Regions from separate parts of the Homo sapiens genome. Here region 1 is linked to region 2. A link is an interaction called in ENCODE POLR2A ChIA-PET data of the cell type or tissue named here. Cell type or tissue: GM12878. All regions are shown on one strand. Links, peaks and the distances in the headings refer to the core of each region. The heading gives the core; the rest is flanking DNA. Region 1 overlaps INPP5F (inositol polyphosphate-5-phosphatase F). Region 2 overlaps INPP5F (inositol polyphosphate-5-phosphatase F).

The links. Peaks named below come from ENCODE experiments on the same cell type or tissue, not always from the same donor. Only the 100,000 strongest peaks of a DNase experiment are listed, where the experiment ranks them.
Region 1: POLR2A ChIA-PET joins it to region 2 with 7 read pairs; 10 of 35 experiments call an interaction of 5 or more read pairs at or near these places.

The regions. Positions count from the first base shown.
Region 1 is chr10:119,729,803-119,735,182 of GRCh38, reverse strand. The region is part of intron 1 of INPP5F (inositol polyphosphate-5-phosphatase F); the gene reads right to left. Among named protein-coding and RNA genes, the nearest start is that of INPP5F, 6.4 kb to the right of the region's middle. RefSeq lists an enhancer at 1,451-1,951. In GM12878, for the core only: no CTCF peak of the experiment used is centred there; no DNase peak of the experiment used is centred there.
Region 2 is chr10:119,782,152-119,787,531 of GRCh38, reverse strand. All of the region lies in intron 3 of INPP5F (inositol polyphosphate-5-phosphatase F), which reads right to left. Among named protein-coding and RNA genes, the nearest start is that of INPP5F, 59 kb to the right of the region's middle. RefSeq lists a silencer at 1,101-1,395. In GM12878, for the core only: no CTCF peak of the experiment used is centred there; a DNase peak (open chromatin) is centred at 2,681; H3K27ac peaks cover 438 bases.

The sequences.
Region 1 (5,380 bases), core at 282-5,281, 52 kb after region 2:
TGAAAGCAGATCCCTTAAGAGTCTCCAACAACCAGAAAATGAGTCATCCTAAAAACATGTGATTTAATTAAGGTACTACCAGTATGTCTTGTGAAGGTACTGTAATGCTGAATGTTCAGTGTTTATCCTCACTTTAAAAATACTATTTATACATTATCACTTAATGTATTATCAATAGCTACTGATAACCTTTAACAATTATTAGTTCCCTATGTTGTTAAACATACTGATTCAAATGTTCTCCTCAGCTCAATTATGGGCAGCTGACACATAATGATTATGACTTACATCAGCTAAGGACTTAGATTGACTAAAGGCTCTGTGACATTGCTGCTACTTCTCAAACTTCTGTTTGCAAATGTAGATTTCTAAAGGTTATGTTTTAAAATATATTTGAACAGGAAAAGAACCGTTTACAAAAAGACACACAGAGACATAGTAACACAGCTTGTAAAGATCTCATGCATTTAATTCCCCATAAAACCATGCCAAAACAAGGTTGGACTATGATTCTGAGAATGTATTGAATCAATAGCAGATTGATTCTGCTATTAGGTGCAGTGGCTCATGCCTGTAATCTGAGAACTTTGGGAGGCTGAGCAGGAGGACTGCTTGAGGCCAGGAGTTCAAGATTAACCTGGCCAACATAGTGAGACCCTGTCTCTATTATTTAAAAAAAAGAAAAGTCATGGTTTGGGAATGAAAAAGGAAGTACAGCTTAAATTACAACTTTCCAAACTCATTACCCTAAGAACCTGAAAGTAACAACCACCTCAAACAAAGATTAGATAAATCCTTGGATAATGCATTCATAATGCATCACCCAAGAAACATGTGTTGGCAATGTGTTGGGATATACCCCAAACTAGTTTGATCAAACTAGTTTGATTTTCCAGTAGTCCAGTATTATCTGCAAATACATGAATAAATTCCACCATACATCACAAGGACTAAAATTAGCAACAACAACCTTCTCTGCACAAGGGCCGGTTTGGAAAAAAACAAAGATGTCTATGGGTCCCATTTATTTTTATTCAGAAAGAAAACAAATTTAATGAATTCCACAGGCTTAAGAGTGAGATTCCTGCTTCACTGAATAAAATGACAGTGAGAAATTTGCATGACTTTTTTAGGTGGCAAGAGAGGCAGTGTGTTCTAGTCTTTTGTTCTTATATTCTCCCTTTAAACGTCCCTACAACCCCTTTGCTGCTTAAACTATAGAAGGTAGACCAGGGACTAGAATTATTTCAATTCATTCAGTACAACTTTCACAAAAAACCTGTTATGGGCCAGGTGCTAGGGATCCAGCAGTGAGTCTCATCCTCTTTCTCCGTGCCAGGGGTGTGTTTAGGCCAGGCAAGTGGGACAAGTGGGGACCTGAACCAATGCAGCCAGGTTCCCCATAGACCAAGCTGTCAGTGCACCTTAGTTTCTGGCACCTTCACGGTCTACTCTAAAAAAACTTGATACTACCTCTCCTCCAAAGCATGCCTTTGGCTAGCCTTTGCTGGCCAGGGCCTGGCCAAAACACAAGCGTCTAGGAACCAGTGATTCTACAAAGTTTCTCCCTTCTTTGAAGAAGGTAGTTTTGCCCTACACGCTTCTCCTCCATTTCACCTCTGCTGTGCATGCTCTGAAAGGATGTCTATGAAATTGGATCTAGGACTCTTGAAAAGCTACACTGAGAAAGGCTTCAGGTTGCTCACCACTGGAGGAAATAGTTCCCAATGAGTACACATGTCAATGCATCTGCTCAAAGATCTCCCCTGTATCTATTCCCTTCCCAAACTGCAGATCTTCCAAACACTTAAGAAGAGAAACCTGATCAACTGACCGTAGCTGGAAAAACTACTACTAGTCAATTCATTACATAACAACATTCCCTGTAACTATATGAATTTTGCAAGAAAGTCAATGCAGGCACAGGATCAACAAACAAACTAGTTATCACACTATTAGCATTTTCTTTCTACATAGATCCTTCCTTAATGTGCTTGCTTTGACATTTGAGAGGCTATTTAATTCTCCATATAGGCTACACTATAATGATTAGGATAGCTAAAGATACATTTCAGCTATTACCCATGAAAATATAAATCCTATCACTTTGTAGTCAAGAAGGTAGAAAGGTTCACAAAACATTTTTGTCAATACTGAGGAAAACCTGGTTTTAGAGTCAAACACTGGGTTAGAGCCTGGCTCTCCCTCTGTGAACCTGGGCAAATTACTTCTCTGTGCCTCAGTTTCCTCATCTGTAAAATGAGGATAATAATGAAACCATCCTCCCAAGGTTTACTGTGGAGATGAAATGAAATAATACATGTAAAGGTCATGGAACAGTGTCTGGCTCAGAAAAGTGCTCAGTTGCAGCTGAGATTACAGGCCAGTTGCGGTGGCTCACGCCTGTAATGCCAGCACTTTTGGGAGGCTGAGGCAGGCAGATCATCTGAGGTCAGGAGTTCAAGACCAACCTGGCCAATACGGCGAAACCCCGTCTCTACTAAAAATAGAAAAATTAGCCAGGCATGGTGGCAGTAGCCTGTAGTCCCAGCTACTCAGGAGGCTGAGGCAGAGAGAACTGCTTGAACCCGGGAGGCAGAGGTTGCAATGAGCCGAGATCATGCCATTGTACTCCAGCCTGGGCAACAGAATAAAACTCCGTCTCAAAAAAAAAAAAAAAAAGAAAAAAGAAAAAAGAAAAGTGCTCAAGAAATAAAAGCTGTTATTATTAGCTACTGTTAATCTCAGGTGATGATGTAGACAACAAAATATACACAAAAACCTCCCTCAATCTGTAAAACCTGATTCCAAAAATTGTCAGTCACCTTAGAAAGACTTTGTACTCCTACCAGGCGTGGTGGCTCACGCCTGCAATCCTAGCACTTTGGGAGGCTGAGGCAGGCAGAATACCTGAGCTCAGAAGTTCAAGACCAGCGTGGCCAACGTGGCGAAACCCTGTCTCTACTAAAAATACAAAAAATTAGCCAGGCATGATGGCAGGCGCCTGTAGTCCCAGCTACTCAGGAGGCTGCGGCACAAGAATCGCTTGAACCCTGGAGGCCGAGGTTGCAGTTGCAGTGGGCCAAGATCATGCCACCACACTCCAGCCTGGGCTGTCTACACTAAAAAAAAAAAAAAAAAAAAAACCACTTGTCTTCTTTTATTTAAGCCAAAAATGGGTGGGGTGAAAACTTTGTAAAGATAAGTCTTTTCTACCTTTAAATGGGAAATAAACGTAGTCATACAAATATGTACATGCATAAAAATAAACATACAGATCTATTCAACCCAACTGTTAGCCTGTCAGCAATATAAAATATGGAGTAAAAAGTAGTATAAGATATAAAACTAGTAACCCATTATAAAAACTGAAGACTAAATACACTAAGAAAAAACCTGGTTATTCAACAACAAAAATGATCAGAAAGATTTTGTAAGCCATTTAATATGTAATTTAAAGTGCCCTATTAAATTCTGTCATGGTAATTTGCAAATTTTTAGTAAACACAATATTTTTTTCTGAGACAGTCTCACTCTGTTGCCCAGGCTGGAGTACAGTGGCACCATCTCAGCTCACTGCAACCTCTGCCTCCCAGGTTCAATCGATTCTTGTGGCTTAGCCTCCCGAGTAGTTGGGATTATAGGCACCCGCCACCACACCCAGCTAATTTTTGTATTTTCAGTAGAGACGGGGTTTTACCATGTTGGCTAGGCTGGTCTTGAACTCCTGACCTCAAGTGATCCATCCACCTCGGCCTTCCAAAGTGCTGGGATTACAGGCGCGAGCCACCATGCCTAGCTACAAACAGAATTTTTTAAAAAGATAAAGTTCAAAATCCTTTTTTTTTTTTAAGTAAATACCAAATGCCACAAAACTCCAAATAAACAGAATCATTTCACAAAAATGATACCTCAAAAAAAAATTCCAGGTGGATTTCAATTCCATAATTATGATTTCTCATTCAAAAAAGTTAACCTCATATGACATAGTAAAAATAATTTCATTATCAAAAATTAACTCTAAGAAGAACAGAAAAAATTTTTAACATTTCTGTGAATTCTAACTAATACCTAGTATCCCTCAAAAAATTGTTCAGGCCAGGCGCGGTGGCTCATGCCTGTAATCCCAGCACTTTGGGAGGCAGAGGCGGGCGGATCACGAGGTCAAGAGATCGAGAGCATCCTGGCCAACATGGTAAAACCCCATCTCTACTAAAAATACAAAAAATTAGCTGGGCGTGGTGGCGCGTGCCTGTAGTCCCAGCTACTCGGGAGGCTGAGGCAGGAGAATTGCTTGAACCTGGGAGGCAGAGGTTGCAGTGCGCCAAGATCACGCCACTGCACTCCAGCCTGGCAACAGAGCGAGACTCAATCTCAAAAAAAAAAAAAAGTTCACTGGGATTCATCACTTAGAGTATCACCTTTCCATATACAGTTTCTATGTTTATGAATGTTATGTGTATGACAGATGCTTTGAGATCTCTTCTTGGTCGCTCAGTCTCAGAACAGAATGTGAATTATTATATAATTTACACACAGCTATAAATTATATAATACTGTCATATCAGACAAAGCCACAAGGACTAGAGGAAGCAATTTTAAGACCAAAGAGATAAGACCATATCAGCATTCCCCCAAAGTGGATTGTATTATATTTCTTTTTGAATCTTCAAATTACAATTCTTATCCTGAGATATTAGACTCTACTCTCAGAAGATTACTGAATGTTTACACGGTGCTTTATCACTTTCCCTGTAGAAAATAAAATAACCAGGCCGGGCGCGGTGGCTCATGCCTGTAATCCCAGCACTTCGGGAGGCCGGGGAGGGTGGATCACCTGAGGTCAGGAGTTCGAGACCAGCCTGGCCAACATGGCAAAACCCTGTCTCTAGTAAAAATACAAAAACTTGCCAGGCGTGGTGACAGGTTCCTATAATCCCAGCTACTCAGGAGGCTGAGGCAGGAGAATCGCTTGAACCCGGGAGGTGGAGGTTGCAGTGAGCCGAGATCGCACCATTGCACTCCAGCCTGGGCAACAAGAGCAAAACTCTGTCTCAAAAAAGAAAGAAAAAAAAGAAAAGAGAAGTAGTAGTCATTATCTTACAACAGACATAAGCATCTAAGCATCTATCAAAAAACTGCTATATATGAATACAGATTACTCATTACCCTTAAAAAAATTAGAAACACCAGAAAAAAAACAATACTTCGTTTTTTAACTAGGAGAAAAAAAACCTGAAAAAGTTTAAATAATGTTAAAGAGGAAAGTAAGGAATACTACCAAAAAGATATTTTAAAAGCCCAGTGTGGTGGCTCATGCCCATAATTCCAGCACTTTGTGAGGCCAAGGTGGGAGGATCGCTTGAGCCCAGGAGGCCAA
Region 2 (5,380 bases), core at 158-5,157:
ATCTCAGCTTGCTGCAACCTCCGCCTCCCAGATCCAAGCGGTTCTTCCACCTTAGCCTCCCGAGTAGCTGAGGCACATGCCATCATGCCTGGCTAAGTTTTGTATTTTTAGTAGAGACAGGGTTTCACCATGTTGGCCAGGCTGGTCTTGAACTCCTGACCTCAAGTTATCTGCTTGCCTCGGCCTCTCAAAGTGTTGGGATTACAGGCTTGAGCCACCACACCTGGTCTTTTCTATTTTTATTTCTTTTATCTACCCTCATCCTGGGCTTGAAACAGAGTTAATATAAGCCCATCATCCCTTAACTTCCTTATGTACAATTCCAAAATCCAAAAAACTCTAAAACCTGAAAGTGTATCTTTTAAGTTAAAAACTCATTTAATGGCAAAGCATGCCCTGAACTGATATGAAGATACTGATAATCATCACTTACCTCCCTTAGTATGAACATTCATACCATTGTTTAAGAAACATTAATGTGTTTTATCGTGGGGTAATGCTCCAGAACCACTTTAGAGGGTAGAAAATACAGGGAATAACCTTTTGAAAACCCCAAAAAACTTGAATTCTAAAACAAATATGGCCCCCCAAGAAGTTCAGATAAGGATTGTGGATCTGTATAACAAAGTTCAAACTCATGGAAACACCTTCACTGGAAGGTTTTCTCTGTCTCTTAAAAGTGATTTTTTCTAAATAAAAATCTAAAATTACTGGCCAGGTGCAGGGGCTCACACCTATAATCCCCAGCACTTTGGGAGGTAAAGGTAGGCAGATTGCTTAAGCCCAGGTATTCAAGACCAGCATGGGTAATATAGTGAGACCCCATCTCTTCAAAAAATAGAAAAAAAAAAAATTAGCAGGGGGTGGTGGCACATGCCTGTAATCCCAGCCACTTGGGGGGCTGAAGGCAGGATGATTGCGTCACTGCATTCCAGCCTGTGTGACAGAGCAAGACCCTGTCTCAAACAAATAAATGAGATTACTATAAATGCAAACATTTCCAGTGAGTATGTTAGAATCTGCTACACAGTTATCTTTAGAAAATAAAGTATAGAGCACTACCTTTCTGAAAAGGTTAAATTCAGTCCTGACAAAAAACAGGGATAGAGAAAATTACTTCTTAGGATTCCTTCCCAGTCCTAAGGTATTTTGTTTACACAGAGCCCCAGGGATTACAATGCATAGCACTGGCAACAGGATCACCTTCCCTTTTCCAGAGGCCCAGCCAGTTCTGTGTGGTATGTGGTTAGGTCCTTATCACAACTCTGAAACACGCGATCTCAAAAAGACAACACCACAGCCACAAGCTCCACAGCACTTCCCTAGTTTTTAAATTACGCTTGCAACTTACATCTTGTGACCGAGACTAAGGGTTGATGTTGCTGCTGCCATTTAAGAAAAGGGACATAAATAATTTTATGTGAAAAGCTGGTACCTACATCCATCTGAAGCTAAAATTTTAAACAGGTGTCTGATGGAAACTAAATACGGAAAATGATGCGGTTATCCATTAAGGCAATGAGATACGCAAATAAGATATGCAGACATGGAACATAAGCCTATATAACTTTAAAGGGTATTTTTTTTCTAAAGAAGCAACAACTAAGTCCTCATTGTTTAAACCATTACAGATTCTTCATACCCTTATACAGGTTTTTAATTTTTCTTTTTTAGAGACAGGGTCTCACTCCACCATCTAGGCTAGAGTGCTGTGGTGCAATCACAGCTCACTGCAGCCTCAAACTCCAGGACTCAAGTAATCCTCCTGCCTCAGCCTTCTGAGTACCTGTGACTACAGGTACACACAAATATGCCCAGCTAATTTTTAAATTTTTCATAGAGACAGGGTCTTGCTATGTGGCCCAGGCTGGTCTCGAACTCCTGGCCTTAAGCAATCCTCCCACCTCGGCCCCCTGCCAAAGTGCTGATATTACAGGCAAAGTCAGTCTCAGTCTCTCTCTCTCTCTCTCTCTCTCTCTCTCTCTCTCTCTCTCTCGAGCGGATCACAAGGTCAGGAGATCAAGACCATCTAACCAGGCTAACACAGTGAAACCCCATCTCTGCTAAAAATACAAAAAATGAGTCGGGTGTGGTGGCATGCACCTGTAGTCCCAGCTACTCGGGAGACTGAAGCAGGAGAATCGTTTGAACCCGGGAGGCGGAGGTTGCAGTGAGCCGAGATCGTGCCACTGCACTCCAGCCTGGGCGACAGAGCGAGGCTCCGTCTCCAAAAAAAAAAAAAAAACAGTCTGGCAGTTCCACAAAAGGTTAGATAGAGTTACCATATGACCCAGCAATTCCATTGCTAGGTACACACCCAAGAGAGATTAAAACAAATATACCACCAAGAACTTGTATGCAAAATGGCTTATAATAGCATTATTCATAATAGCTAAAAGGTGGAAACAACTCAAATGTCTACCAACTGATGAACAAATAAATAAAACATGACATACCCATACAAGGGATTATCTGGCAATAAAAAAGAATAAAGTACTGCTACACACTACAACTGGCATGAACCTTAAAAGCTATGCTAGGTGAAAGAAGTCCATCACAAAAGGCCACGTGGTGTATTATTCCGTTTCTATGAGATGTCCAGAATAGACAAATATTTACAGAGACAGAAAGGAGATTAGTGGTTGCATGGTGCTGGGGAGCTGGAGTTTGGGAGGAAGTGAGGAGTGGCTGCTAACGAAGACAGGGTTTTTTCGGGGGATGATGAAAGGTTCTAAAATTGATTGTGGTGATAACCACATGACTCTGAATACACTAAAAACCATTGACTTACATACTTTAAACGGGTGAACTGTAAGGTATTTGAATTATGGTATGTGAATTTTTTTTAACTGGCAAACAAATAAGGCATATATTTGCGATAAAAAGACAACAGAGGCAGAAAACTAGAAATTCTATTAATACCCGTCTCTGAAATAAGATTGCTTCTGCTCCAATTACAGAACACAGACTTAGGCTTTAGCAAATCTGGGAACAGTGACCACATTAAAGGATGCTGCTGGAATAAATGCAGATTATTCAAACTGATACACAGACATCCAAATCAGAAAGTCATACTAAGGAGAAATAAGTAGTTTTGTTTAACAAAGTCTTCCTATGTTCTTAAAAAAATAATAAGACTAGAGGGAAATATGTAAAAGTGCAAAACAGAGAAACTATTCTGAAACATGTGAAAGTAACACTGGTCCTCCAAAGAGCCTAGGCACAAATGGAAACACCCACCAAAACTCAGTAGAATATTGATAACAATTATTTCCAAGTGGAGGAATTTTTTTTCTTCTCTTTTACAATTTACTGTATAACCAAAAAACAATTTAAAAAGGATTAAGCTTCTAAAAACTCTTTTAAATTGAGTTATATGGAAATTGAAATAGATACCAAGATTTAAATTAACATGTTAAAAGATAATAAAGTTGTGATTTTCAACATGTGGTTCTTTGCCCTTCCTGTTGTTCACTGTTGCAAAGTTCCTTTACCATAAAACAGGATTAAAAGGAAAGAAAAAATGGCAAAAGTGTAAATTTCTAAAATTTTAATCTCTTGAGAGAAAGGTGTACCAAACTATTCACTGAGATAGGACCTGGAAATACTTTCTCTGTAGTTACTTTTACTCCCAATTAGCAAGAGTCGTTACGTATACTCAACTCTTAACGTGAACCACGATCTCGCTGGCCCTGAGAAGTACGGTAGTTTATACTGTACAGCCCAACAGCTGTAAAAATAATTATGTCAATGGAGGAAATCTCACTTCCTTTTTATTTGAATATAATCTCTTTCCCTTAGACTATCGAGAGAGAAAAAAGGGAAAGTATGAAGAATAAAGAAGCTCTTAAAGCTTTGATAATATTCACACTTTTGCCCTTAAAGACTCCATGTAAATGTTAGTTCCTAAAGCCATCTTGGTTTTTTCCCTTTTTATTGAATAGTCAGCTACTAGTCTCAAAAATGTTACAGATTGGTGGCCATGAAGGACATCAGAACACCTCCCTGAAAGGCCTAACAAAGGTCCCAACCTTTTCTGGATGATGTGTGACATTTAATTTCCGAAGAACTGGGAGTGCCAAATATGCAAATCATGACTGGCAGATGGATAAAGTGCTGGGCGGGCTGGTTCCCATCTCTAAATCAAACTGCCAGAGACCCCAGTCTTAGTGCTCAAACCTGAATGCCAGGCCAAAGGGGTGCCCACCCTCAAGGGAAAGGTCTGTGATAACAAGCCATCCTGATCTTTCAGTGTGTCAGCAAAACCATCCAAAAGACACTGCCAGCAAATTTACTGGCTTAGGAAACTAACAAAATTTTTGCTAGTCTGGCTGCTCTTCACCCAAAAAAAATGCAGACAAAAACTGCAAACATCTGCTTTTAATAGGCCTAATTGCCACCTAGGTTTTTTGTCTCTCGATCAGCAATAGTGAATAGTGTTCTAGCATAAGTACCAATAAAAGGAGAATTAAGAACTCCAAACTTTTTTCGATTCCTGTAACAAATAATTAATATCAGAGTCCACTTAAATTCATTTTGTTTCTTAAAATTCAATTGTCAAACTTCCAGTGACATTTGAAGCATAAAAATAGTTTTATTTTTACTTATTCTTAAGGCAATTTAACCCTGTCCCCAAAGTTCCTCCCCAAGAACTCTACATGGAAAAACATGTGTTGAGTTGTGGGGCAGTGTGTGCTTTGCTGTTACCTGATGTTCAGGTAACAGGGCGGCAGCTCAGCAGAATTATATAGGACCAGGCAGCCTGAGTCTAGATCCAGGCCCCACCTCTGCCAGCTGTGTGACTTAACCCTTGCCAGGCCTCCTTTATTTGTTTTTATTTTATTTTCTAAAATCCATTCACTCATTAATTTTTTTTTTCCACAAGACAAGGTCTGGCTATGTTGCCCAGGCTGGTCTCGAACCCCTCAGCTCAAGCAATCCTCCAGCCTCAGCCTGTCAAAGACAGGAGCCACCCACCTAGCCTCCTTTATTTGTAGTAATGTCTACCTCATAGGGGGGTCTTGGGGACTAAATATTATCATCTATGTAATACACAGGGCCCACCTGGCACATCACATAGTGAACAAAACAATCGGAGTGATGACAATTACTAGGCATCTAATTCCCATACTAAGAGCAAACAGGACATAAATGCTTTCATGGGTTACTTCTACTAGGAGGCAGCACCTTGTGGTAAAAAACACTAGCCCTAGACAATCTCATTATTCCATCCTTAAATCACTCTACTTGTGGACTTGAGCTCTTCTCTGGAAAATAAAGAGATTACATTAGATGAGTGACTGTCTTCCTTTTAAAAAACTTTCTTTGTAAATTTTAATAGAGTAATATATGCTTAGAAAATTTTCAAGAAATGCAGACA